Linked DNA regions of Homo sapiens: regions 1, 2, 3, 5, 6 and 7 are each linked to region 4. Evidence: chromatin loops called from intact Hi-C (ENCODE). Cell type or tissue: mammary epithelial cell. All regions are shown on one strand.

Evidence for each region. Hi-C counts contacts between places; a loop is a spot of excess contacts. Peaks named below come from ENCODE experiments on the same cell type or tissue, not always from the same donor. Only the 100,000 strongest peaks of a DNase experiment are listed, where the experiment ranks them.
Region 1: it touches region 4 in a loop (7-fold over the local background); 86 of 110 quality-filtered maps call a loop at or near these places.
Region 2: a loop joins it to region 4, with 11 times the contacts of the local background. A loop is called at or near these places in 71 of 110 quality-filtered maps.
Region 3: a loop joins it to region 4, with 7 times the contacts of the local background. A loop is called at or near these places in 14 of 110 quality-filtered maps.
Region 5: a loop joins it to region 4, with 15 times the contacts of the local background. A loop is called at or near these places in 45 of 110 quality-filtered maps.
Region 6: it touches region 4 in a loop (5-fold over the local background); 5 of 110 quality-filtered maps call a loop at or near these places.
Region 7: it touches region 4 in a loop (9-fold over the local background); 14 of 110 quality-filtered maps call a loop at or near these places.

The regions. Positions count from the first base shown.
Region 1 is chr10:3,195,815-3,199,814 of GRCh38, forward strand. No RefSeq gene overlaps it. Among named protein-coding and RNA genes, the nearest start is that of PITRM1, 25 kb to the left of the region's middle. In mammary epithelial cell, a CTCF peak has its summit at 1,720 (motif pointing right); a DNase peak (open chromatin) is centred at 1,797; H3K4me3 peaks cover 258 bases; H3K27me3 peaks cover 471 bases.
Region 2 is chr10:3,237,746-3,241,745 of GRCh38, forward strand. All of the region lies in intron 2 of LINC02668 (long intergenic non-protein coding RNA 2668), which reads right to left. Among named protein-coding and RNA genes, the nearest start is that of LINC02668, 18 kb to the right of the region's middle. In mammary epithelial cell, a CTCF peak has its summit at 2,052 (motif pointing right); no DNase peak of the experiment used is centred here.
Region 3 is chr10:4,240,126-4,244,125 of GRCh38, forward strand. LINC00702 (long intergenic non-protein coding RNA 702) reads right to left here and starts at 3,787. Exons shown (of 3, transcript NR_108040.1): 1 at 3,698-3,787; 2 at 3,379-3,562. In mammary epithelial cell, no CTCF peak of the experiment used is centred here; DNase peaks (open chromatin) are centred at 1,856, 2,656 and 3,726; H3K4me3 peaks cover 1,831 bases; H3K27ac peaks cover 3,543 bases.
Region 4 is chr10:4,765,005-4,769,004 of GRCh38, forward strand. It overlaps LOC105376375 (a long non-coding RNA gene), which reads right to left and starts at 1,489. Exons shown (of 3, transcript XR_930599.2): 1 at 1,166-1,489. In mammary epithelial cell, a CTCF peak has its summit at 2,237 (motif pointing left); a DNase peak (open chromatin) is centred at 637; H3K4me3 peaks cover 152 bases; H3K27ac peaks cover 3,334 bases.
Region 5 is chr10:4,511,127-4,515,126 of GRCh38, forward strand. It overlaps the pseudogene RNU6-163P. Among named protein-coding and RNA genes, the nearest start is that of LINC00703, 130 kb to the left of the region's middle. RefSeq lists an enhancer at 3,445-3,494. In mammary epithelial cell, a CTCF peak has its summit at 1,886; a DNase peak (open chromatin) is centred at 1,915.
Region 6 is chr10:4,531,325-4,535,324 of GRCh38, forward strand. No RefSeq gene overlaps it. Among named protein-coding and RNA genes, the nearest start is that of LINC00705, 120 kb to the right of the region's middle. In mammary epithelial cell, no CTCF peak of the experiment used is centred here; a DNase peak (open chromatin) is centred at 2,477; H3K27ac peaks cover 2,492 bases.
Region 7 is chr10:4,342,714-4,346,713 of GRCh38, forward strand. No RefSeq gene overlaps it. Among named protein-coding and RNA genes, the nearest start is that of LINC00703, 40 kb to the right of the region's middle. RefSeq lists an enhancer at 1,366-2,565. In mammary epithelial cell, no CTCF peak of the experiment used is centred here; a DNase peak (open chromatin) is centred at 1,988; H3K27ac peaks cover 2,625 bases.

The DNA of each region.
Region 1 (4,000 bases), 1.6 Mb before region 4:
CCTGGGGTCATCGGCTGAGTCCCTCTCCGGCTTCTCCTTCCTGACTGTGAATTGCTGTGTGGCCACGCTTGGGTGTGTCTCTCTCCATTCTCTGTTGCTCGTGGCAGCTGTCGCTTTGGAGTCATGATTCCAGTTGGAACTGAGAAGCAAATACTGCCCACCTGGCCATGGACACTGGCTGCCCGTTCAGAAGCTGTCCAGCCACCAGCAGCTGCCCTCTGAACGACTGCCTTCTAGAATGTCTAGTTTGCCAAACATCAATTTGTTAAAATTACAGGTTTATTGTTTCTTTGAAACCAACTTACCCCACATCAGGCCACAAACTGAATATGTAATTCCAGGGTACTGAGCCTGGCTGGTGTTGACGCTGCTTCACTTTCTTGTTTTCTTTTTTCTTTTCTTTTTCTTTTTCTTTTTTTTTTTTTTGAGATGGAGTCTCACTCTGTCACCCAGGCTGGAGTGCAGTGGCACGATCTCAGCTCACTGCAGCCTCTGCCTCCCAGGGTTCAAGCAATTCTCATGCCTCAGCCTCCCAAGTAGCTGGGACTACAGGCGCCCGCCACCACATTCGGCCAAGTTTTGTATTTTTAGCAGAGATGGGGTTTCACCATGTTGGCCAGGGTGGTCTTGAACTCCTGACCTCAGGTGATCCGCCCATCTCGGTCTCCCAAAGTGCTGGGATTACTGGTGTGAACCACTGCGCCCGGCCAACATTTCACTTTCTAAAGCCACATTTTTAAGGTACGCAGCCCACGCTTCATGCCGGGCCTGGGAGGGGGTTCCTGGTTGTAAACCTGTCTCTGACCTCCCAGCTGGCTCAGAGATGTCCCCAACCCAGAGTCCAGAGGACAGCCCACTTTGGGGAGGAAGCTCGCTTGGGGTCCTGGGTGTAAAGCCAGCCAAAGCAACACCACATTTCTGGCCTTGGCTGGAAAAGGGCAGCTGAGAGCATCACCCCTGTCTGCCGGCCACGGTCTTCTCTCTCCTCTCAGAAACGGGTCTTGGATCTCTTCAGATCGTGTGTCCATCAGGCTAGACTGGGAACCAGTTTTCAGTTGTAGCCTTTCTAAAGAGGCGTCACTATTGTTTCTGTTTCTATTTCAGCTTTCTATCACGTTCCCTCAGTCCAGGGAGACCTGGGCATGGAATTCCCATCTCAGCTCGGCCTCTGCCGTGGTCTGCAACTTGCTGGCGGTCTCCCAAGAGTCATCCCAGCAAACGTGGGGGCTCTTTTGTCCTGTTATGTGAATGGCCACCACGGGGAACATTCCCGCCCACTGGGGCCTGTGGGGGCTGTGTTCACCCCGGGGTGGGGAGGGGGGTCTGGCCCTGCAGGTGGGTCCTCAGGCCCCAGGCAGGGGTGTCCTTGGATGAGCTGTCCTGCTGGGGGGCCATGCAGAGCTGCCGAGGAGAAGGAACAGGCAATGAGGCCGAGGCCAGGGGCGTCCCCTCGCTTCCTTCCAAGGCTTCCTTCCGGGACCTCTCATCTTGGAGGCTGCTTTTTCTTTTGGTTCATTTCATCTGGATTTTACCAAGGAGAAAAATGCACTGGGGGAAGCAAGGAGTTACAGGCCGAGGGCTGAGTGGTTTGCTTTAGTCCTGCACACCCCAGACACCCCGGCCGCTTTCCCAGCAGTCCAGGAATTAATTCCAGGAATGCTCTGCGTCCCAGCCTCCTGCAGCGGGACTCTCTGTCCGCTGCTTCCAGCCGAAGGCCACCGGAGGGCAGCAGAGGCCTGGCTGAACCGGGCCGGGCGCTGCCGAGACTCTGGGAACGTCTCCCACTCAGTCTCCCTCGTTCTACAGCTGGTAGCAGGCAGGTGCTGCTGGTTCCTTCCATCAGGAGGGAGTGACCGCTGACCATTGCGTTACCACATGGAGCAGCGAAAGGAGACGTCCCCATCAGGTCTTCCAGCAACGGCAGCTCAGAATTTTCACTGGGATCTCTCAAAAATGCATTCATTTAAGGGATAGCTGTCTGTTTGTGGATTTCTTAGGGTTGAGTCATTACACGAGGCTTATCAGGGACAGGGATCAGTGCTTCGGTGTCACTGGTGAAAAGAAGCTCATAAAACAACTTTCGGGATTAGCTCATTCGCCAGTGATTGCGACTGTGGCAAACCACACTGCCCCCAGCACGGCGGGTGTCAATTATGTGACACAGACTCTAAAACGAGGTGATGTTAAAGAGGCTTCATAAAATTGTCTTGTATACAACTCCCAGAATATTACTTAGGAATATAGTTCCACTGAGTGCAAATGCAGTCAATATTTATTTGAAAATGTGAAAATCTAGCCAATTGGATATATGCAGGTGATTGAGATAATTCAAACTTTAATGTCTTTTTGAATATTGCATTCTCTTGTTTATTCTTTGGCATTTAAACCAGTCTGAAGCTCAGCTGATTCTCATGATTTAGGATTGGAATGCCCAGTGTTTCAGGTGAATCGTGTTTAGGGCTAATTTGGGCTCTGAGAAGGGCCCATTCGTTACTTAAGAAGTGCTTGGTTGTCTTAGCCAGCTCGGGCCGTGACAAAATACCGAAGACTGAGTGACTTCAGCAGCAAACAGGGATTCCTCACAGTTCTGGAGACTGAAGTCTAAGGTCAAGGCACCGGCAGATTCACTTGCTGATGAGGGCCTTTTCCTGGTTGAGAGAGGGCACCTTCTCACTGTATCCTCACATGGGGGTGGGGGAGAGAGAGAGAGGAGAGACAGAGAGAGGAGAGGGAGAGAGAGAGAGCTCTGCCCCCTTCCTCTTCTTTTTACAGCGCTGGTCCCATCGTGGGGCCCCAAGTCATAGCTTCATCCAACCCTCATTGTCTCCCCAAGTTCCTGCCTCTAAATACTGCCATATGAGGGGCTTGGGCTTTGACATGAATTTTTGGGGTGAACACAAGCATTCAATGCATGCCCAAGGGGACACTGGTGGTCATGTGATGGCCGAATTGTGTCTCCCAGGAAATCCTACATGGAAGCCCCAACCCCTGGGACCTCAGATTATGACTGTATTTGGAGATAGGGTCTTTAAAGAGGTAATTAATGTAAAATGAGGCCATCAGGGTAGTCTCTAAACCACAGGGTTGATGTCCTGATAAGAGGAGGAGATTCGGATGCAGGTGCACACAGAGGGACGACCCTGTGAGGACACAGGGAGAAGACGCCGTCTGCAAGCCATGGAGAGGACTCAGGATGAACTGGCCCTGCCCACACCATCATCTCAGACTTGCAGCCTCTAGGACTGTGAGAAATACCTTGCTGGGAGTTAAACCCCCAGTCTGTGGTGCTTTGTGGCGACAGCCCTCGTGCACAGAGACACCAGGCTGGGGAAGCGTGGCTCAGCCTTGAAGAAGCAGCAGAGAGATCACACAGATGGAGACAGATGTGGGGAAGGGATCCAGCCACTGGCCTCAGCTTTTCTGCACCCCCTTAGCTCCTGCTGACCTGGAGGTCTCTCCCAGCCTGGGTTTAGTTTTAGTAGAAATCGGGGCAGCTTTCTCACACATTCAGGCAGAACAAACACAGAACAGACGGTCACGTGCACGGATGTCATGGGGCAAACTGAAGCACAAACACACACGGGCCTCACCTGCCCAGCGCAGCCCCAGGGTCCCCAGTCTGGTTAGGGTCCCTGGCTGGTTAGGGTCCCTAGCTGCTTAGGGTCTCCTCCACTGTCAGGGCAGGTGAGGCCCATTTGTGTGTCTGGGCCGGGACCAGAGTGAGAATTCAGGTTGTGGTGTCAGCAGGCGAACAGGGAGGTGAGGAGGGCAGCTTGCAGGGACCAGCAGGTAAGGCAGAAGAGGAACTTCAGACACAGAGAAGTAAATGAGGAAGCAAATCGCAGCACACAGAGGCATCTGCGGGGCTCGTTTCTGGAAGGCTGAGGATGGAGGAGTATGTGTGTGGTCTCAACCATGCGTCAGGAAACCCACTGAGTCAAAGCTGCTCGCCCTGGCTCAGGTGCTGCTGGCTGCTCCTGGCTGCCTTACAGCCTTCTAA
Region 2 (4,000 bases), 1.5 Mb before region 4:
TGGACATTTTAGCCGGGCGTTAGTCACTCCACTGCGCGCAGGTGCACTTCTGTGCAATGATGGCTATGGCCTCCATCCAGAGGTGGCAGAAGTCTGCGCAGAGCAGGTGACGCAGGCCTCAGAGGGGACCCAGGGACCAGGTGGGGGCAGAACCAGATCCAGCCAGCTGCGTCTCTGCCCGAGCGATAATTTTTAGGAGGGGGCATTGTGGCAACAAGTGGATTCTATGCATACAATACAGATAACGCTTTTTCAGAAAGCATTAAATAGCAACATTTTCTGGGCAGACAGCCTTCCACCAAGTAGGGAAGTCATACTCAGCTTTTAAAATGGAAAACAGCTATTGCATAATTATCATTTTAATCAGAGAATTCAGGGGAAATGGAAGAATCCAATTCACATCGATAGCCTTAGAATAGGCTAGGTCATCTCTTTCCCGGATTGTTCAATGAGACTGATTTCAAGACATGGGCCAGCCGGGCATTCCTCCCGGTACCCTGCTGCAACCTGCTCACCCTGTCTGGGTTCACTGGTGTCCTGGCAACAGCGTGGGTGCCGGGGCAGGCATCTGGAGATGGAGTCGGCAGAGAGCATGGCTCTGGGCTCCGCAGACCCGGCAGGAGCCCCGGCTGCAGAGAAGGAGATGTGGGGGAAAAAGCCTGTGCTAGTCTGGAAGTGGAGTCTGGAGCTTAGATTAGAAAGTGTGTTGACAGAAGGAATTCCCCACCGCAGTCCCGTTCCTGGCTGACAGTTCTCCCAGCAGCAGGATCTGTGGGAGCGGGACTCCAGTGCACTCGGGTCCTCGGTGTCTGTCCTTCCAGGGGTATCCAGGTCTCAGAGCACAGGTGCACACGGGTACAGTGGCTCTGTGACACAAGAGGAGGGTCACTCACAGTGGTCCCACGCACGGCGCCGACCACACAGACCCCAGAGGACACGTGGTGCTCTGGGCCTGTGACCAGCACAGCAGTTGGAGCAGGTGTGTGTCTGAGCTGGAGCTGGGCGGCCCTGCCCTGTGGCAGCGGGAATAAGAGGAGACAAGGGGCGGGCAGGTAATCACCGAGGAGCTCTTCCCAAGAACAGAGACGTTGCTGTTAGAATACAAAGCTGGTCCAGGAAGGGCACAGAGGGAATCGCGTCTCTGCTTGGCCACCCTGCCATCCCTTTGTCCCTCTCTTACACAAACATCGTCCATCCCCCCGGGTGCTTCAGACTGGACCTGGTGCCCAGGGCCCCTGACCACAAACCCTAAACACACCCGGGGCTCCTCCAGCGCCGAGTCCCCCACGCTTCCTCACCCCGCTCAACACACATCTTCAGTCTTGCACTTTTCTCTCTCTTTTTTTTTTTTTTTAAATTTTAGATGAAGGGAAAATGGTTTCACTCTATAAACCACTTCTTGTTTAGGGATATGTCAAAAACACAGTTAAAATTCATTCTCTTCTTTACAGTGAAAATTCCAGAACAGATGGAACACATCTTTTCCCACTTCAGAGCGCGAGGGGGGACGAGGAGAAGCATCCTCTGTGTCTCAGGAAGCTGCGTCATTAGTTCGGGGTCAGGATAAAGGGGAAGGATGAACGCATTTGTGTGTCAGGCTGCAGGGCACCCGCACGTGGAGAGAGTCTGCAGGCCCTCAGTCAATCACACCGATGTGAAAGCGAGGATGGAAGGGGAGGGAAATTACATTTACCTGTGTCCTGGCTGCAGCCACGATGGGTGCTGGGGAAAGTCAGGAGGACTCGGGATGAGAAAGAGGCAGTAACTCCCGGTGTGTTCTGTCTGGGGGACCCAAGAATGTCTGCACCATCACTTCTCGGTTCTCGCTGGATGTAGCGTGGGGCTCACTGGGGTCACACACCCTACGGGATTTTGAAGTTTCAAAGACCTCTGGGTTTTATTTGTCTCCTGACCTGCCCGTGTTCATCCAGGTGTTAATCTGCCACCATGCCCTGCCTTGCAGCGCAGGGAAGACCGCAAGGCCGCAGCACCCTACGCCCCGGACGACCCGCCGCACAGGTGTGAGGCCATCGCACCGCGAGGGAACGGTCACTAGGTGTCGCCGTCTTCCTCGGAATGGAAGCCACGTTTCTCCTGCACCGTTGAAATGGACTGGAACAAAATTTTCTAGACTTCAAGGAAACCATCCTTTCTAATAACAATGAGATGGTAATTAGTAGGGGAAGTGGCATAAAATTATTTCACCATTTAGTGAAACCATGATTCTAAACTACAGAAAAAACTGTCTTTTTTAAAGCTCATTCAGCCGGGTGCAAACCGCCTTGCTGGCGGGCGGCACCTGAAGGTGACCTGGCCTTGTCCCCCCCTCCATCCCCCCAGTTTCCTCTCTGTGGTGAACGTGGTTGGGGTTCACGTCTCACCCCCCATGCAGACCCCAGCAGATCCTGAGGGCAGCGTGTGGACCATGTCCGAAGGGTCCAGAGGAAGATCCCACATGTGTAGAATACAGACCCATGGCCCCTGGGAGAGTGAAGGACACGCAGATGATTGGCAGCGGCCACTTCTCACACAAGCAACCCCTCTCTGTTTTACTGATGAGAAAACAGAGGCTTAGAGCGATTGTGTAACTTTCCCACAGCCAAGTTCAAACTCAAAGTGGGTTTCAAAATTTAGGTTTGTCCGGCTCCGAGACCCGTGTTCTCTGCAGGGCACTTAGAGGACTCCTGTGCTGACCTCTCAGGCAGCCTTCTACGAAGGGACGCGGAGAATAACAGGAAGGATTTCCATTTCCTTTTTCTAGGAAAAAAACAAAAGGCAAGAGGTAGGAATTCAGAGCTAGAGTCGCTTTACAATTCGGTTCCATTGTCGAGACGGAGAGATTCCACGACCATGACAGAAAGTGAGACTATTTAGGATTTGCCAAATAGGATGTTTTCTGAACCAATCAACATAGAACGGAAATGAGTTGGGACAAATGGCAGTGCAGTGAGAGGAAAGGTGAGTCTTCCAGCAGCCCTGCCTCCCTCATCCTGGGAGGAAACGTCCGCAGAAGCCGGGCTCCCCTGTGCCTTCCCCAGCCCTGCCTCCAGGAAGCTCTCTGAGCATTTCCTACAGACCCTGCCCCATGCTCTTCTCCTGCCGGTTTTCTCCACGTGGTTTTCTCCATGTGCAGAAACGATGATTCGGGTCTGGCACAGTGGTTCATGCCTGTAATCCCAGCACTTTGGGAGGCCAAGGCAGGTGGATCACCTGAGGTCGAGAGTTCGAGACCAGCCTGACCAACATGGAGAAACCCGTCTCTACTAAAAATACAAAATTAGCCGGGCGTGGTGGTGCATGCCTGTAATCCCAGCTACTTGGGAGGCTTGAGGCAGGAGAATCGCTTGAACCCGGGAGGCAGAGGTTGTGGTGAGCTGAGATGGCACCACTGCACTCCAGCCTGAATAACAAGAGAGAAACTCTGTCTCAAGAAAAAAAAGATGATTCGGAGCTGCCTGGAACATGGAACAGCCCAGCGAGTCGCTGGCTGCAGTTCTCAGACCCAGGCTCTGCCGATCTCATCCCAGGCTGGAAGAGTTGCCACCAAGGCGTGTGGGTGCCATTTGCTGCAAAAGTTCTTATGGAGAACCATGACACATAACCGTGCCAGCTTCTCATGCCGGGAGACCGCAGCGCCTCTCCACACAAGTGGGGCCTTCCTTCTGCACTTTTATTCTGCAGTTGGGCTCCCGCTCCAGGGGGCTCCGTGTTTCTAAGAACCACAGCCCAGCATCATTAAAGAAGGCATTATTTTGTGTTTAGTAGAGCACTAAATTGGTGAAATATAGTTGTGATTCTGGTAGTGAATATCCCTGTTGCCACGGTAACGATATTATGTCATGGGAGGCTGTCTCGAGTGCTCCTGGGAGCAGCCAGGTCTCCGTGAGCTCCTGTTTACTCTAAAGACTCCGGCAGCCCACATGTGTGCACGCTGAATAAAATCGTGCTGCGGGACCACAGTGCGGGGAGGCACCGACTCTGTCATTCTGTCAACGCACCG
Region 3 (4,000 bases), 520 kb before region 4:
ATGAAAAATAAAATTTGTCATTTAACACATTTGTCGGGAATTTATCTTTTAGTTGATTAAACTGTTAACTAAAGTGTCAGAATTATTTATTGCAATATCTACCTCTAAAAAGTGTGTGCTTGTGTATCAATTAATAAATGGTTCACAATAAATGAGTTTATAAAAATGGTGACAGTGTATTTGGTTAAGACTTCAAAGGGTTTTAAGCAGTAGAAAACTGCATGTTAGAATCAACAATTTGTGATTGTTCTTATCTACAATTTGTCTTATTATCTGGGTTTACTTTTTTCTTAAAATTTACTGATTCATTCTTCAGCTTTCACATTAAATTATTTGAATTAATTTTATGTATATGCTTACAAACTTTTGGGTGATATTTTAAAAATATCCCATCAATAGATAATTCATCCCTGTCATGTGGATTAACCTCCAGGCATCTCTGTAACAAGAGTCAAGGATTTCTACTGCACATGGTTTAGAGTCTTCGGTTACTCACTTGTTTTTTAGTTCCCTGGGGTGGCTCTACTTGTTTCCTGGGGCTACATGTGTTTCAAGCAGTCAGCCAAAAAAGAAAAAAAATCAAAGTTTGAGTGTCATCTGTAACGATATATCTATGAACATGGGTATGGAGAAGAGCACCACCATTTTTGTTGTTGCTTCCAGAGTCAACAGAAAACCTCACCATCACTTTATCACACTAATTCGGCAATCGAAAACTCTTCCTCAGCATGTGAAATTGTTGCATCAGCTAAGTCATTTTGCGGCTAAATTAAAAGCAGACTGTAGATAGACTCTTCCATGTTGACAATTTCAAAAAGAATTCATATCTTTACATTTTAATAGTCTGAGTTTTTAACATTATGACTGAACGTAACAGCAGGAGAGCCAATAAGGTATGATGGCATGGAGGAGGAATTCAGGAGTCGGCCCTGGGAAGCACAGATGGATTGAAGTCAGGCTGATCCACACTGAAACAACAATCATCCAGCACTTGCCTTAGGAATAACAGGAAATTATTATGATGCAGAAAAGTATTATTCCTAAAGATGATGCCTTTACAATAGCTAATCTGTTAAAGGATATTGCAGATGGTGTCATTTGCCTAAACTTCACAAATAGAAATACATTTCAACCTATTTTTAGAGAGTAATTCATTGTATTATTATAATGCTAAAATTTAACTGGCATTGAAATGGAGCTAAGCTACTGAATAAAATGTGAGATTCTACAAGACACACACACACACCCTACAAACACACACATGCACACATATGTCTTCTTGAAGTAAGAGTTTAAAGGTCAAAACACGCTTTCAAAATTCTGAGGTCAAACATATTTCTGGAGTCAAAACATACTTTTAAAACTGTGCTATGATATTGAAACAAATTGTTTCACAGGCGTCAAAGCAGGAACAACCATTCTGATATTCGAACAATAAGTTTATGGCAGCCAAAACTTTGGAGCAGAAAGACCAAATTATTGGATTTCACTTACTCTTTGCCCTCAAAAAGCCACAAGCATGAAAAAAAAGCAATGGAAATGTCTCCTGGTGCTATGAAAAGGGAGGCGTCTTGCTCATTTTAGGGCATTAAAAAAAAATCTTTCCACCGTTTTTATTTTTCTATTTTCCTGCATCTTCGACATCATCAAAGCATGTTCTCTGTTTCTGTCATTTTGAGACAAGCACTAACTGTACTGTCTTCTGTAGTCTGGCAGAGATAATGTATCTGGGTTTCCTTAGTGATATTTTAAACACATTTTTTTTCTGTCCTCCCATACAGAGCGCATACTTTTGGTGGAATTCCTGTTGTGTGGGAGACCAGCTTAGTTCCATTCACACACTCACACTCCCAGATGTGGCCCCATGGGTTTATTCCTGTCTCGCTGTTTCAACAGTCAGACGTTTGTTCTTCAGGCTGCTTGCTCCAGTATCCTCGTCAGACAACCGCAGGGAGCCTTTGTGCATTTATTTATTTATTTGCTTGGTATGCTTCAGTGTTTTGGGGGCTTTTCTTCCCACTGAGTAAGTTAAAACTCTGCAAAAGTTTGCCTCCAGAAAAAGGGAGCCAAACTGCCCCTTGATTACTTGAATTGTGTAAATGAGGGATGGCAGGTGTTGGGGCAGGGAAGGTGGCAGAGAAAGAAGTGGAAATCATTTGGAATCCAGGATTATCACTTATTGTGCCCCTGTATTGAAAAATTACAAAATGAAACTGAAAGGTTGGGCAACAGAAAGAGGATTATGTTTATTTTCACTACCACTAAACTTTGCCACTACAGGTTGGTTTAATTAACCCGTGAGATGAAGTGCTGAACTCTCTGAAAAGATAAATGCTTTCAGAGGTGCCTCAGACACGAGAAACACAATAATATTTATATTTCTTTTTGACTGAGGAAGGTCACTGTGGTGACAGTTTCAGGAGGACACCTGTATTATTCTCTTTTGTCAACAGGACTTGTAATATGAACAAAACATGCAGTCACTTCCCACCAGGATGTGTCCTTCTGGACATCAGCATACGTGCAAGATGACAATTTCAGGCAAGAATTTTTTCCTCTAATCTATGATTTAATCAGTTGGGTGTCTGGGAGTGGGTTAGAGAACATTTCTGAAGTTAAAGCTTGAATGTTTTTCATGTGGCTGGAGGTGAGGGCAGGCGTCCAGGAGACTCAGGCAGCAGCTGCATAGCTCAGTGCCTAAGTGATCTCTGCTCTTAGGAGGATCAATTGAAAGCTTAGGGGAAATAGGGCTCCCAGGAAGATGGGTGCTTAAAAATGAATACTGTAAATGTTACTCAGCATACAATTGAGGGAAAGCCATCACTCACAGGAAGTGAGCACAATTCTTTATTATCTGGGCCCTGTCACTAATGAAACATTCAGTGTAGAAGAAATCAGTCCCCTTTGAGTTTAGGCTTGTCATGATGGCTCTGGGTTTCCTTCATTCACAGCAATCACACTTAAAATGTTTACAGTCTGAAGACCTGAAAAACATGTCCACACCCTTGAATTCGTTGTAGTTACACATGAGGTCAATGTTATCCATCTTCATTTATCAAATAAAGAAATTGAAAATATAGTCTGTCAGAAAATAATTCCAATTCAGATCTTCAAGAGTTCACGTTTTATTGTCCTATTGTACTAGAGCTATTTTTGTAAAACATACATCTTTAAGCTTTCAGACAGAATCGTGAAAACGTAAACTTATCACACACAACAGCATAATATGCAATGCAGTGCAGTCTAGGATATACGCATTAGTGTCAATTTTTAATTAAAAAATGCTGAATTTTGTTTAAAAAGTTTTTTTTTTTCCTGGATCTGGAAAAGGAAATGCTTTTCTGGAGTAAAACACAGAGGATAAGGTAGAATTCTTACCTGAAGTGCCTGTAGGAGATTCCAACGTGAATGCATTTCACACGCTTTTACAAGCTACTTTCTTCTCCTTTCTTTTTTCAATCATCTTAGCAGTCATTGTTTATTTTCTGGAGATGAGTAGTTTTTATTTATACTAGAAAGCCCATAGTTTTTACATAGGTTGCCTTTCATTCTTGGTAAGACACTGAGAAAAGGAGAAAAAGAAAACTTTAGAGATAGAGCAATGGTATAATTGATTGAATGTTACGTGAACTGTCAAGATCAGAACTTTCTCATACTATCTTAGGAATAAAAATATGTTCTGGTTAGTAATCCTCACCAAGTTTGGAAGGTTAGAGGTGACTCAGCCTCCATGAATGTGGTCTGGTCTTATTTTAAGAAGGGCTTCTGAGTCATGTGGAGTTGTGTCAAACTATGTGTTATGTTATGTTATTTTAAAAAGACAGCTTGGAGAGAGGAAATTGAACTATCTTTTTTTTTTTCCAAAAAACTCTGCCCTTTAATAGAAGAAAAGGGCAAGTTATTTCCCACAAATCTCACTCTATGTAATGTAGCCTAGAATGTATTTTTACCACAGATATATTCTTAAAGTAGTTTGGCATGACCTTACTTAGAGTATTTT
Region 4 (4,000 bases):
ATATGTCACAATCTGTAGATTTGAAAATCTGTCAACTCTTCAGCAAGGGTAGGTAGTTACTAAGACAACAAAGTGATAATTAGTAAGTCATCATTAGTAGGCAACATTTTGAAATAATTATTACTAGGTTTAACAGATTTTAAATGTTTTCCTGGTTCATGCTATGAAAGTCATTAATGTTTTTTTTTTTACATGTTCAAGCTTCTAATCATTAAAAAAATAAAAGCTAGTTTAAACATTGGACAAAAGAAAACACGAGCTATGCAAAATGGGTTAAATATCATTAGAAAGATAAATTTGGGGGGCATAAATTCCACCTTTTAAATAATAAAGGATTGTTTTCAAGAGAAGATTTTTGCCAGCGTTTTGTCCAAGACATTTTCTAATGAGGTAAACATCAGGGAAGTCATGTCCTCTAATTGTTAATTTCCAGTTCAAGTAGGCATTCCAAATAAAATTTATTTTACAAATTTTCTCATAATGTGGTCAAATATGCTTTACAGTTATTTATGCAGAGACCTCAAAATACAATCAGAGAGGTTTTGCTGCTTCCTTTACTTGGAGTGAGATGATAAAATCACCAAATGCTAAATGTCAGAAGGCTCCCAGGGAACATCTGATGTGGTCATTTGCTTTGATGAGTAAACCAAGGCCTGGACACTTAGCTTTTGTTAAAGGTCCTTCTACTTAAGAGTAGCATATGCTGAAAACTGGGAGACCATTTTTTTGTCTTCTAATGGTAATAACAATAATAATAACCAGTTATTTCAGCCAGGCAATCGGCAAAATGTTTTATCTGAATTTATGCATTTCATCTTACTTCTAAAGCAATATCGCCACAGATTGCCTTTTGTCAAAATGAAACTCAGTTAAATGGTTGCATTGATCTTAGCAATTTGATTTCCACATACTTTCAAAAGAAAACCATATTTTATTTAATAAAATAATATTTTTTAATTCCATAAAATAATTTTTTTTTCTAATCAGACATTGGATTGTAATTTTGCTTACCTTGTATTCTCTGATTATGATATATTAAAAGTTATTCCACTGTTAAACTACCATCATCTTTTCATTAGCTAATAGAAAGCATTACCCATTAATAAAACAAATATGGATAGACCTGGTAGGACATTTTGGTTTTCAGAAATTTATCTTTTCTTACCTGTGCAACAAAAGCTTCTAATTTCTTTTCTTTTCAGCATAAATGATCATGCATGGTTCTTCAGACTGGGTTCAAGCCATTTAGCAACATCATCAAGAAGAAATAATGTTAATTACCAAAAATGAATAAATTTTTGAGAGTCCACGGCTGCATAATAATTCTCTGTAGCTTTCAATTATCAGGTGAGGTGATTATTTTTGATGAATCAAGCATTTTTATGAACTGAAGCTTTCAGCACTCTTCTTTGACTACAGTGCAATACTGCAGGCTATTGTCAACACCTATTTTTTGAAAAGTAGCATACATTCCCGTTGGCATTCTGGCAACAGAATAGAAGCTTGGGCTCCTTAAATCATCCCCATTAATATGCTATTGTTGACTGTATAAGAAATATTTTCCTAGTACAAAGCAAATGTGTAAAAAAAAATCTCTCTCTCTCTCTCTCTTTCTCCCCCTGCCCCCACCTTCTCTCTCTCTCTCAGAAATAGCCAGAAGCTAGACAGGAAGCATTTGGCAAAATGACACGTTAGTTTGCAGCTGGAAACAGAGAGGACAGGAGAGCATGTTCTCCCAGAAAATGCCTCTTTTCTAAAACTATGAATGTTCTTACAATAGAAGAGTCTCCACAGATAAACATCTGCTGAAAAATCTTAACTTGGATGATCAAATGCCATCCGCCACCCCATCAAATTTTGATTATTGGGCTAGAAATCGTATTTGCTGAGGGATAATGTTGCTGAATCAATGAGCGATGGGTTCTGTCATATGACCAAGACTCATCACGACCCTCCTTAGCTGGTGGTTGAAGTTTAAACTTAAGAACTTGAGTTTCCTCAGCTGTTAAACAGAAGGCTTGGACCAGAGAGTTCTAAAGTCTCTTTTAGTTCAAAAAGTCAGATATTATGTATAATTATTAAAAAATTATTACAGATTCTATGGTTATCGTTTTAAATGCTATTATCATTAAAGTCATAATTTTTTAGGAGTATTCAGAATTAATTAGCAAAGAAAGATGCCATTCTTGGTTATTTTCTGATAATGCTGAGGATTAAATAGGTTGTTGCACCATCTGCTGGTAGTCCTGAGGCTGTCTGATTAGGTGACAGCAATGTCCTTCCTGTTTTAATGGGATATTTCATTCCCCTCTCCTATTGCTCCAAAAAACCTTCCAAAATGTTTTCCCATCTCTATGTAAGGTAAATACAAATGCCAAGATCGTTATTATGATCTACAAATAATGTAAAATTGTGAGCTCTAATTCATATATTTTCATCATATTTTTCTTCAAAGAGGGACTGAGATATACATTTTTAAAGTAAGATGTCCAGATTGAATTGAATGATATAAATAAGTGGAGCATTTGCACGCTAACAATGTAGTATGCAAAATGGAATTCCTTTCCCATCACCAGATTCCCTCCAGGAAGCTAAAGGCTGCAAAGTAAAGTGGCTTCCATGGCTACAATACTCTAACTCTGCTTCTCTCCATAGGCACACTAACAGGGTCTTTCCTAAAATGACACTTGGTGACGCGTCATACATATGCATGGCTTCATCGTGCCAAGGAACAGGAAACAACGTGAGCAGTTTTGTGAAAGGGATAATTTGATTCAAAGTTATGTTGAATACAGCAATGTTAATGAACAAAGAACAAAGAAACTGTCTTCTTGTTAAAAAATGCACTTTTAGTAGAATTATCAAAGGAATAAATAAAAGAATTCTTCATTATTCAACACCTTTAAAGTTCCCCAAAACATGCCTTTTTCAACAACGCAGAGGTGCATTTGAAGATGTTCTGTGTTTCTAGATAGGGTGAATATTTGTCTCTTTTAGGATAAACAAAAAGGTAATATAGTTTCAGTGATTTTTATGGTTCTAGTATTGAAAAAGTTAACTGTATTCTTCCACCATGCTGCACATGAAACAGGCTTTTGTAGAGTCCTCTAGAAAGTCTATAGTTTAGGTGGCTGTGGAGGCTGCACAATTCCTGTCTCAGGCCATGTGAGCTGAGCACCCTGAAAGCAATGAAAGAACTGGGAAGACATCTTTCAATGCTGAAATCTGAAACCTGTCCTTGAATATGAGAATAATGGATTCCAAATTCTACAAAACATTATGGAATCATATTGCAATATTTGGAAGCAACCTCGCAGCTGCCCTCTGGAACTGCTGATAAACATGATGGTCATAAGCGTACACAACATGCAAAGCAAAAGTGATTGTGAATGGAATCCACATTTAGTTGAGCCCAGGAAGAACTGGCAATATGTTCTTGACTCAGTTTTGCCAAAAGAATCAGAGGATTCTCCTGGAATGCCAGCTTCACTGGTTGGAACTCTTCTGGAATCCAGGACAGTCTGTGATTTATTCACAACAAAGGTGAGGTCGGATATGCTCAGGATATGCAAACTTATTTTTGCATATGCCTGCAATACATAATCAGCATGAATAAGGTTGTACAATTTGGATAGCCGACAGCATAATTTGCTTTATGTCTTTCTTTATTCCCTCTGACCTCACCCTCTACTTAGGTGGGGGCTATGGAACTAAAGAAAGATCATAGAGAAATAGAGAAATTCATTAAGGGGCCCCTTAATGTTCAAGGGTTTTCCTTCCTAGGGCCACATTCCAGGATTCCTAAAGTCAACAAGAGACACTACTTCCATGCCAGAACACTCCAGTGAAACCCACGTTTTCATTTCTCTTTCTACAATGGAGTCAATGGGTTTGGATGTGTTCCTTTCTAGATTGCTTTTTGGCTTTCATAAATTGTATGAGAAGTTATTTAATTGACTTTGATATGGGGGAAAGCAGTAAATATTTAAATCTGATGAGG
Region 5 (4,000 bases), 250 kb before region 4:
TAGTTGAAGAAATTGAAACGCAGAGACAAAATATTCTGTACAAGATCACAGAGCCGAGAATGTGGGAAGCACCGAACTAGGTGACTTTCAAACCTTTGAACTCAACATCACCTTCTCTCTCCAATAATCCAGAAAGGAATGCATGATTTAGCTTCCAAAACAGAGCTTCCAAAAATTAAACACACTATTTACTGAGAGTTGATAGGATTCTACAGAACAATAAATCTCTTAAAAAACATTAAAATGAATTGTAAAAACTACTAAATTTGCTCAGAGCTGTCACTTCATTTTATAATTACTGGGAAATATGATATCATGGATCGACAATGTCTGCCCGCAGGTGATTTGGCTTCAATCTAATGGAGTTGCAAGAGAAATGAATACTGGAAATTCAATTTCTGCTTCTTTGGTGGAGAGGTTTAGTTGTTTCTCTGCCTTGAGTCCCACACTGTGACATCATTCTAATAGAAATAGAAGAACGGCTGGCCAAATTTAGGACATGCATGAACTTTGTGATTTCATACATTTGAAATACATTCAAATCTTTAGAAGTCCGTTTGTGAACTATAAAATAAAAGAACATTACTTCCCTTTTCCAAGAAAAGTGCCTCCCAATGTCTTCTTGGACGTGATATTTCCTCCACAAAATCAGGCTTCAATGAGCTAAGTGTGAGTAAATTAGAAACATATGTACCAAATGGTCTCTGTTATAAACTCCTTTATTAAGGAAACACTCAAATGCTCTAACAATGAACAGGACAATCTGAAGATTTCGGTACACATTAAACCTGCTTAAAAACTCCTAATTCAACACCTTTATGGGAGTATAACTTAACTAGAGTGCACCAATTCTAACGCTTAGTACTCAAGTCATTAGCTCTTCTTAAAACCAAGTCTAAATGCAATTTAAGATAAAATACTCCTTTGTAGCAGTCCCTCCAAGCAGCAAAGTCACCTCAGAAGGAGACAATAAATATATAAATACAAACCAACACAAAAAGCAAAATTCAAAGAAGGAAAAAAATCATACTTTTGATCTGGGCATTTCCATTCAAGCTTTTCTGAAAGGTGAAAGAGGTGGGATAGTTTTTCTATTAGAAATGGCTATCAGAATTTTTCATGTTTGTCTTAGAGAAACTGAAATTGATTTATGTTTAATAAATAGCACGCAACACAATGCAAATACAGAAAAAATCTACAACACATTGTATGTAAATATCAACACGTTGTCAACTCCTCAATACATCTCCCAAGGAATTTGCACTCTGACTTATTTTCATGTTATTGGGAACGGATTACAATTGTTTTCCCGTGCATTTGAGAATGCTTGTGATCCCAGAAGATATACGTTAGAATCTTTACTTTGAGAAGATTTGGAATGACAATAGCTGTCATTCTCTCTTACTTTTAAGTATAGTTTTATGCATGATCTATAGATCTTAAAAAAATTCAAGAAGTTTTAAAATCCATAATTTATGTCTCAATTCTTACTCTATATATTCTTATATCAGCAGCCCTGGTATACCATAACATCTTTGACAAACCCTGGGTTCTGTTCACCTTATAAGGCATCTTCTCCAATGGAATGCAGCCAGCCCTGTGTATTTCATCAACCTTCAAAGATCAGTTCTGTTTCAGTGCAGGATGACTGTGTTTTGGCAAGAAGCAACGAAGTCTTGAGTGTGTGGAGGATTTAAAAATCAATCTAATCTTTCATAACAGCACCAATGGCCCTTTTAGTTTTAATGTCCCCAAATAATAAAGGATGGTTGTTGAACTGGATATAGCAGGCTTAGCAGATTGTTTTTCTAATTGGTGTTTTTTTCATCTTAACTTCAACCTTGGCATTTTCCTTCTGGATTTGAACACAGCATTTCCTCAAGTGGGCGCCAGAGGAACTTGAGAACCCCAGCCTTTGTGCACGGCTGTGCAACCTGGACTTTGTCGAGACAGGAGTGCATTACCATGACATTTAAGGAGGAGAACAAGCTGCTCTGAATTGTGTCAATCTCACTTGTGATCTATTTTTGAACAATGTACTAGAAAGATATTCCCGTTCACACAGAACTAGTGATTTACCCTCTGGTGGATTCTACCCCTCCAGCTACTTGGCGATAAATAAAGCCAGAGTGGAGAGAGAGTGTAAATAAAAATTAACTGTACCCAATTGGCTCCCCAATGCTTTCATTTATGCATGCTTGTTTGATGAGGTACTTTTCTATTTTTTTTTTTTTTTTGAGATGGAGTCTCACTCTGTCTCCCAGGCTGGAGTGCAGTGGTGCAATCTCGGCTCACTGCAAGCTCCGCCTCCCGGGTTCACGCCATTCTCCTGCCTCGGCCTCCCGAGTAGCTGGGACTACAGGCACCCGCCACCACGCCTGGCTAATTTTTTGTATTTTTTAATAGAGACGGAGTTTCACCGTGTTAGCCAGGATGGTCTCGGTCTCTTGACCTCGTGATCCACCCGCCTCGGCCTCCCAAAGTGCTGGGATTACAGGCGTGAGCCACCGCGCCTGACCTTGATGAGGTACTTTTCAAGTCTTCTTAATTGCCATATAAAATAAGGCCTCTGGTAATCAAAAGCCCTAAAAAAAATGTTGGGGGGGGGTTGTCCACCTTGGTTGGGGAGGGTTGTCCACCTTGGTTGGAGGGGGTTGTCCACCTTGGTTGTGGGGGGGTTGTCCACCTTGGTTGTGGGGGTTGTCCACTTTGGTTGTCTTCAAATTTTCCTTGTTGGTTTTTCACTTTCCAACTTCATTGCCATTTCAGTAACTCCTGGGGGTATATGGCACCCCGCAAACCTGGCGCTGCCATGGCCGGACAGAGAATCCAGGAGCTCTGATCCTCCCACCAATACCTACTGTGGTGTGGAAACTCTCCTGTCTCTTTTACTGAGCCAAGATAATGTTAGACAGCCTTCAAAGAAGTGCTTTAACAATTAAGAGAGCGAAAGAAATATATGTATAGAAAGAGAAAGAAACAGAGACAGACAAGCAGATACACACACACACAGAGGGAAAGAGAGAAAGCTGGAGGGGAGAGAATAGATAGGAAGAAATATAGAGAGATATATAAAGAGACAGAGAAATGGAGAGAGACAGATACATACAGAGAGAGATAGCAAGAGGGAATAGAAAGGGAGAAATGGAGAGAGAGGAATAGAGAGACAGAAAAATAGAGAGCAACAGATAGGGAGAGAAAAGCAAAATAGAACAGCAGTGCAGTAACACAGTATAAATTCCTAAAACAGTGTGTAGCCACACATTTATTTGGTCATCACTATGTACTGGTTTTTGGACGTCTGTCTCTTTATTCCCTTTGTCCTGAGTGGCTTGCTGTGGACATAGTCTCTATCTGGTTCTTGGGCTAGTGGTACTCTCTCTCAGGGAAACAGTGGCTCCACCCCTCGGCTCTACGTGAGTCTAGGGACTTCGGGCCTGGAAGTTGGAGACCTTCCTTCGTTTCACAAAATCTGCACCACATCAGGTTTCTCCTGCCACTAAAAGCAGAAAACAGCTCTTCCTTTTTCTGCGTCCGTGGGCGGTAACTGGCTGCCCTTTCAGTTCCCGTTTCCCGTCTAGGACGTCCTAATTTTGAACAGAACAAACAGCACTTGCAACACCCAACCCATCAGGAAATCCCGTTGTCTCTGCCTTTGGAAGATCCAGAACCTCATGGATTGTTACCATTTCCCAGCTACTCACCATTGCAGCTGGAAACACCGTCCTCTGTCACTGGATTCCCACGCGCACCCGCCAGCTCCCCTGCTCCAGAGCCTGGCTCCTTCCGCAGCAGCGAGAGGGTCCCCACGCAAGCCAGCCTCAGGTGCTCACTTCAGCAGCACATCTGCTAAAACTGGAACATACAGAGAAGAGGAACCTGGCCCCTGTGTAAACATGACATGGAAATTCATGGGACATTCCATATTTTTATGAATATACTAAAAGCCGCTGAATTGTAGGCATTGAAAATAATACATTTTATGGCATGTGAATTATAT
Region 6 (4,000 bases), 230 kb before region 4:
TTCTGGATGCGCAATTTTAATATGGCATTTTTAAGTTATTCCATTCTAGCAATTTTATGTAGTATTTTCTTGATTAATTTATCTCCTTAATTACACAAACACACAAGTAGGGTTTTGGATACAATAGATCAAAACTTATTTTATTGCGTTCATATATTTTAACCATTTTTATTTTCTTTTTATTTTTATACTAATTCAGACAGTTTTTCTTAACTTTATCTTTTCACCCTTGTAATCAGTCGCCAATTCTGCTATTTTTATTTGAAACTCCCACAACATCTTTTATGTGCTATGATTTTTTCCTACTCTTGCTATCTTGTTTTTATTTGGTAAATGCAAAATCTCCTCTTAATCTTCTCGGCTGATCAATTATAGATTTGTTTACTCTTATGGTTCTCATGCAGCCCTGGATTTTATCTTTAAATTTTCTAGCTTCATTTCCAGTCCTGAAATCTGTCTGGCACCTTGAACCAAGGAGGCTGTGGTTTTTGCCTAGCACTATTTGTCCGCAGTTGTGGCTACAAAAATTGAGTAGAAGTGTCCTGGGAAGTCACAACTTTCATCTCTTCCTTCTTCCAAAATCATTTCTCAAGTTCCAAGAACTTAAGAAGTTGTCAAGTTCAATCTCCCTTCTCCTCCTTGCTTTAGGATATTTATTATACCTGGCCATCTACATAGGAGTGTGTGTGGGTGTGTTTGTGTGTGTGCATGTGTGTAACATGTGTGTATATATATATGTATCTAAATATAGATATAAAGGTGCTATCTATAGCATATTCAAATAAGTATTTTTACAGTGTATTTATTTTGTAATTGTTCACATTACTACTTCACGTTTCCACCATCACCAGAAGCCTGACATGCTTTTGAGAACAGATGATCCACACTTTTGGCTTGATTTTCTAGTCATCTTTGTGAAATGACATGGCAAATAAAGTTTAAAAACTCTCCACCAATTTGTGCTATCTATTCTTTGAAAGGATGAAAGTCAAGAAGGAAAAATGGGTTCTTATTGAATTCAAGCTTGCTCTTTGCCTGGAGTCATCTGCCAGAAAATAAATTAAGGCTAAATTAAGTAGTATTTAAAGGATAAATTGTTATCGAATATCAGTGAGAGGATTGAGCAGGTTAAAAGTCAGTTGATCCTTTCCCATAAAGATTGAAAGTATTTTCACCTTTTTTGTGTTTTGTGTCATGCTATCAGGGCTACGATGGGAGCACATGGTGTGTTTAATCCATTGATATGAGCGTTTGTCAGATGGAGATGTCAATGTTTTATGTTTACTGAGAAAATCAGGTTACAAAAATGCTTCCCAGAATGGATTTCACTAACATTATTCATCATATTACTCAAGTGTTCCCCTGGAAACGCTAGATATCTGTGTTTCATTTTCTTTTATGACCAGTCTTCCATTTTGTAGCAAAGAACTATTACAAATTGACATTTACTTGTATTTTGAGGATTTATAGAGAATGTATAATCCCCCAATAAAAGAAAATGAGCCACTTTCATGGTGTATTTTAGTCTGTTTTCCTAATGTTTGAATTTCAGACAATATTTTAAAGCTTGATGACTTTAAACTTTTTATCTTAACAAAAAAACATTTTTCATCGTTAAAAATAAAACCAGTTTAGTGTGTATATTTTCTTCTGGGCTAATCAGAGCCATAATTACTCAAAATAGTAGCATTACTAACAATTTATTTCTAATAAAATGTTTCAAAATAATAGTCATTTTTATTTTTATATTATTAAGTGAGTATCACAAAATTTTAAAAAGCTATTGGAGTTGTTTCAGCTGGCAACAAATCTATCATTTCTGATCTCAGCATTTCACCCCATGTGGCAACTGCATCGTTCCTGGCTGTAGTCCTAGGTTCATGTAATTTAAAACTTTATATTAATTTGCTAATCATCTGATGGTTTTTTTTAGTATTTCCCAATCATATATTTGAATTCTTTAAACTAAGATGTTCCTAGTTTATTTTAATGTGCATTTCTAATTCCTACTTTTACTTTTGTTTTTAATATTATTTTGTTTCAGATGTGTTTTTAATTTCTGGGTCCAACCTAAACATTAGAAACATCTAATCTATTTATTTTCACCCAATTTTTAAAAAGTTATACTCTCTTAAATCACTTCTATTTTCTTCTATTATTTTTTGAAATCATCAAATTTTAGAATCAGAGGTCATCTTCATGACCATAACAAATCAGGAAATATCATACATGTGACAACACATATGCGAAATCCAAGCCTCCAATCTGTTTCTTGGGCACTGCACATTTACAGTGTTATCAGCATATACATTTATCTTTTCAGAATGATGCCTCACGAAAATTTATTGCAGGCTATACAGAGATAGGTATTCTTTGGAATTCCATCATGCCATATTATATGCTGCAAAGAGTGAGGTAAATAAAATGTGGCTGAAGGGAAGTGGAACAAGCCCGTGCGTGCATGTCATTTCGGAGTAAATAATTCTACAGTCAAAAGCCCAGCCTGTCCACAGGCAAGTCCTGAGTTCACAGCCCAGGAAAGCAGTCTTACAAGGATTGCACCATCTGTTGCCTAAGAAAAGCTAGTGTTTTACTATTTGTTGGTTTGTTAATCAAAATTTTAATTCACGTATTCATTTTTTGTGTAAAAGAACAGATCGTAGGGTGGAGGGTCAAGGTAAGAAAGCAATATAGAAATGTGTATTAAAACTTCTAAAAAATGTTCTAGCAATGGAATATCTCTTTGACCTAAGAAATACAGATGGATCAATTAAACTGTCAAACTCTATGTTGCATGAAGAGAAATAAAAGAACAGCAACCATCAAGACTGTCTTGTAGGCTGAAAGAAAATTATGGCCAGATTAAACCCCACCACTGAGGTTTAGATTAATTTCTAGTTACCCTGGCAGGCCATGGCCCAGGGCAAACCTGAGTAAATTCCTACTCTGTGAACCACCTCTCAGGTTTTGTTCATGGAGAAGGCTACACTTAGCCTCTGATGCCAGTAGAATGGTATACGATTGATTTGACTTGTGTTTTGCCCATATCCTGATTTGTTATAGTCATTATGATGACCTCTAATGCTAAAATTCTAGGATTCTAAAACCAATTTTAAAAATAGAAGGGGGCTGGCCACGCTGGCTCAAGCCTGTAATCCCAGCATTTTGGGAGACCGAGTTTGCAGGATTGCTTAAGGCCAGGAGTTTAAGACCAGCCTGGACAACATAGTAAGACCTCATCTCTACCAATAAAATAAAATAGCCAGACATGGTGGCTCATGCCTGTAGTCAGTCCCAGCTTCTCTGAAGGCCGAGGTGGGAGAATCACTTGAACCCAAGGGTTCAAGGCTGTAGTGAGCTTTGATGGCAACACTGCATTCCAGTAGCCTGGGTGACAGAGACCCTGTATCTTAAAAAAAAAAAAAAAAGGATTCAAGGGAGTACGACTTTTAAAGAAATTGATGCAAGAAAATGAATTAGATATTTCTTGGCTAAATTGGACCTAGAAATTTGAAACATATCTCAAACTTGCTCTTACCTGCCAACTGTTAGGAAAAAATATATATATATATGAGTGAAACGGAGGGAGAAGATTACCCATGGTGAAGCATGCTACCAGGGGCTACAGATATTTTTAATCAATATTAGTGGTATCTTAGACAAAAAGTGTCTGTTGCCAAGCCATGTTAATTAATGATTTTTAAATAGCTATTATTCATCTTTCGTTGTCGCAATAGCATTTGGTTTATGTTGACCTATATTAAAACTTGGTCTCTGTGGTTGGAGTCCAAGTACCATAACATACCTCTATGTTTGTAGTGTCACTTGAGTTTTAGAAGTAGGTGGACATTGGCTGTTTCTGTATGTTTGAACCTAAAATCAGAATAAAGTGTGGGTATGCCTTGGATAGAGGTGTTGCCTATGCTCTTTTCCTCCTTATAGTGTATGTGATAAGGAAACATGACCCCAGCCTCAATTCCCAGGGTAGTCTCTGCATAGG
Region 7 (4,000 bases), 420 kb before region 4:
GCGATTCCACCCCGTACCCACTAGGGTGGCTATAGTAACTATTTTTTTTTTAATGAACATAACAAGTATTGCTGGAAATGAGGAAAAACTGGAACCCTCACACATTGCTGGTGGGAAAGGACTATGGTGAAACCACTGTATCCACTGTGAAAAAACGGTTGTTGGTTTCTCAGAAAGCTAAAGGTAGAATTACCCTATGACGAAGCAATTCCACCCCAAGGTATATACCCCCCAAAACTGAAAACAGGTGTTCAAACAAAAGCTTGTGTATGAATAATCATAGCGACATTATTCATAATAGCCAAAAGGTAGAAATAAACCAAATACCCATCCACGATTGAATGGATAAACCCAACATGGTCCACCCATACAATGGAATATGATTTAGGCATAAAAAGGAGAAAAACACTAACATGCGCTCCCACATGGATGAACTTGGAAAACGTCATGCTAAGTAAACAAAGCCACACACCATCTGACTCCATTTAGATAAAATCGCGGGAATAGGCAAATCCACACAGACAGAAAGCAAATTGAGAGTTGCTAGAGTCTGCAGAGAGGAGAGAATGGGGAGTGACAGCTTAATGTGTGTGGGGTTTCCTTCCGGAGGGATGAAAACATTCAGGAACCAGAGAGTGATGACATTGGTGCGGCACTGTGCTTGTACTACATGGCTCTGAGTTGTTCAAATTAAATGGTTAAGATGGTAAATTTTTGTATGAATTTTAATAAAGTATTAGTTGGTTGCTTTTTAAAATTGCTTGACCATTTATGTCTTTATAAAGTAAGGAATATGTTTCTTTTAATAGGGCTCAAAAACTAAAGATTCTGAAACAGTCTCTAGATAACCTTGTAACTGCTGCTTAGACTACGAGGTAGTAATCTGACAAATTTCTAAATTACATATGACTTTTAAATTGTTTTTAAAAAATTATTGTATAGTTGGTAAGCTCCTATTTGGAAACAAGGGAATAATGAATTCTTAAAAGAGCAAGATTCTAGAGATTTTCTGTGAGAATCAGAGGATAAAACACTTTTATTAGAGTCAATGAAGCCATGTGCCCCTAAATATTTTATTTTCAAATTTAAAGTGTATGATTGATTGTCCAAGCTGATAATCAGCACCAACCCTCTCTTGTTTTCCTCGTGTATAATTTATATCCTATTATTTTGAAGAAAGACCCAAGGCAACTGTGCTATCCACATGTGTACATTGAGCCGCAGTCTTCCAGCTGTGCAGTTTCCGGAGCATTAAAAGAGTTATTCTCTCTTAAAACACAGGCTCACATGCCTGAAGTCCCACTCTTAGAAAATGATTTGATTTCTCCTTTCATCCAGGATCCTCTGATAAAGTGCCACTAATGACTCCTGGAGACAGCAGAGCAATGGGGCCCAGGCCAACTGCGTCTTCAGAGTCTGCACTTGTGACAGAAGGGGGCATCTATGTGGAAACCTCAGCATCTTCTCAGTGCATCTATTCCACAGCTGATCTGGGCCAGCTTGAGATTCCCTCTCTCACAGCACCCTCCACCCACCTCACGGAGGAGGCAAAACTATCTCTCAACTTTCAGTGTGAGAGTCTGAAAATGGGGAAGCTTTAAGAAAGACAGGTTTTTTTTTTGTCTGTTTGTTTGTCTGTTTTGTTTTTTCCTTAAAGCCCAAGGCTACCATGTTTATTTCTGGCTTTGGGTTTCTTTCTTGAAAAAAACCCTTTGATAGAAAGCACACCTTGAGTGACCTGCGCACCTCTCCTTTGACACAGATCCATTTTGTTTGGGGAAGTTGCATGGGAGGCAGAGTTGAAGCTGCTGCAGAGGTTTGTATTTCAACAGATCATTCCAGCTATCCACGCTCAGCGCCAGGGAATATGGAGACTATAACATAGTATGTGGCTGACGCAAGTTGCCTACATAACTCAGACGAGAGCTCCACACCCTGGGGCTGTGCCTCGCCACTTCTGTGGAAAACATTCTTCAGAGCTCTTTGGAACAGGATGACTCACATCAGGGGGTATTTTTAGGAATCTGTGAACTTGCATTTAGCTTAGAGATGCAAGATCCATCCAGAGGAGCTCTGAGCCATTACACACGGGCTGTTTTGAATGTTGTAATTCAACCACGGTTTCTTGGTCTACGATTGAATCATCCTCCAGTTAAGCATCAGAAGAAAACAGAAAAAGACTGTTGCTACAGCAGGGCATTTGATAACATGCTAAGGAAATCAGTGCCGGCAGCGGCCCCATGTATATTTTTACAGAAGAGCACCTGCTTGTTCCCAGCTCATCTTGCAATACTTGCTTAAATTTTGCAAATTCACTCCTAGAAATTTGTTGGATTGCATTAAAATATCAACACTGAAATTAGAGGCAGGTGTAGTCAAATGCATTAAAATGCCACTCTAAGCAAGGTCAGCTATACATAGTGCTCATTTATTTGCAGCTTACCTTTCAAACCACTGGAGAGAGGGGCAAATTGGAACAGCAGGTGCGGCCTGTGGAAGCTTTAAGCAGCATGAGACAGTTTCCCCCTGGAAGGTTGGGACCTCCCAGATACGTGTGTGTATATTTGTGTGTGTTATGTATGCATGTGTGTTGTATGTGTTTAAGTGTGTGTGGTTTTTTAATTTTTGTTTGTATGTATGTGCATTTGTTGTGTGTGTGTGTTTGTATGTGTGTAGTTTAGTTACTAAATAATCAGTTCCAGGTAAGAACAAATCAGTCCATCCATCAACCAATGAACAGATGAGTTGTAGGCAGACCTTTCAATGCTGAGAAATAGAATCTTTGTTTCAGTGTCAGGATAAGGAAATTCTGCTGTCAAATGTCCAGAGAATAAGGGTTAGCATTATTTGGGCTTGGAGGCAAGAATTTCTCATCTTCCAGTAATGATCAAAACCTGAACAAATCTAATAATATGTAAATGTCCAAAAAAAGAAAGAAAGGAAGAAGGAAGGGAGGAAGGAAGAAAGAAAGGAAGGAAGGAAGGAAGGCAGTGAGGGAGGGAGGGGCAAAAATGGTGAAGTTTATGAATTAAAGGAAAAAGGAAAGATTTTAGTCAACTTAAATATCGTATTTCTTTCACAGCTGAAGTTTTCTTCGTACATGTTTACGTTTTTTTTTTTCTTCCCTGCCTGATATTTTGATTATTTTTGCTGCTGGTTTGCCAGTATGTAAAATTTTCTCACTGACTGTCCCTTGCCAGAACATGGAAGTCTGTGTTGATTGTTACACTACCTGGGTTGACCAGGGTTTAACGTAAATTCATGAACTTAACAGTGGATTCTTCTCCAAGTGGAGCTGTGATGACTAAGAGCACTCCCAGTTGACTTCCATTTCACAAACTTTCCCCCTTTCACTTCAGTATTATTAAAACAGATGGTGCCTTTCCAGTCCAGCAGGGAACTACAAAAACCAATTTTAGAGAGTAAATTGGAAAGTTGATGTTTCCTTTTAAACAAACAAAGGAGAGCTGAACTACCTCAGCCAAGAAAGAAAACCAGATCTCAAATGTTAACCTAAATTCAAACTACTATAAAGCAGTCTTTTGCTGAAAAACAAAGCACAGAACATTACATGGGACCCTTCAGTGAAAACTTTGATCATAGTTTTCATGTTTCTGTCAGGGTGAAAAGAAGAAATAGCAGTCTCTTTTGACAGTATTTTTGGTCTGGCCAAAAATAAGGACGTATCAGATAATCCATGCAAAATGTTGTTTTGATGTAATTTCCAGTCATCTTTCCAGACTCAAAAATATTTGGCTAAGAAGCAGCTGGAGGCTAGAGCCAGAGTTGAGTCTCACATGGTCATTTGTTAAGAACTGTTCATTAGTAAAGTGAATTCTCCAAACATAATTTTGATGTTCAAGTTACAGTCAGATGCTCACATGTAAATGCAAACAGTATAAGAATAAAATAAACTTTAAGAATATTTACTCTTAATTTTCATAGGTGTTATTATTATTATTTTTTGAGATGGAGTTTTGCTCTTGTCACCCAGGCTGGA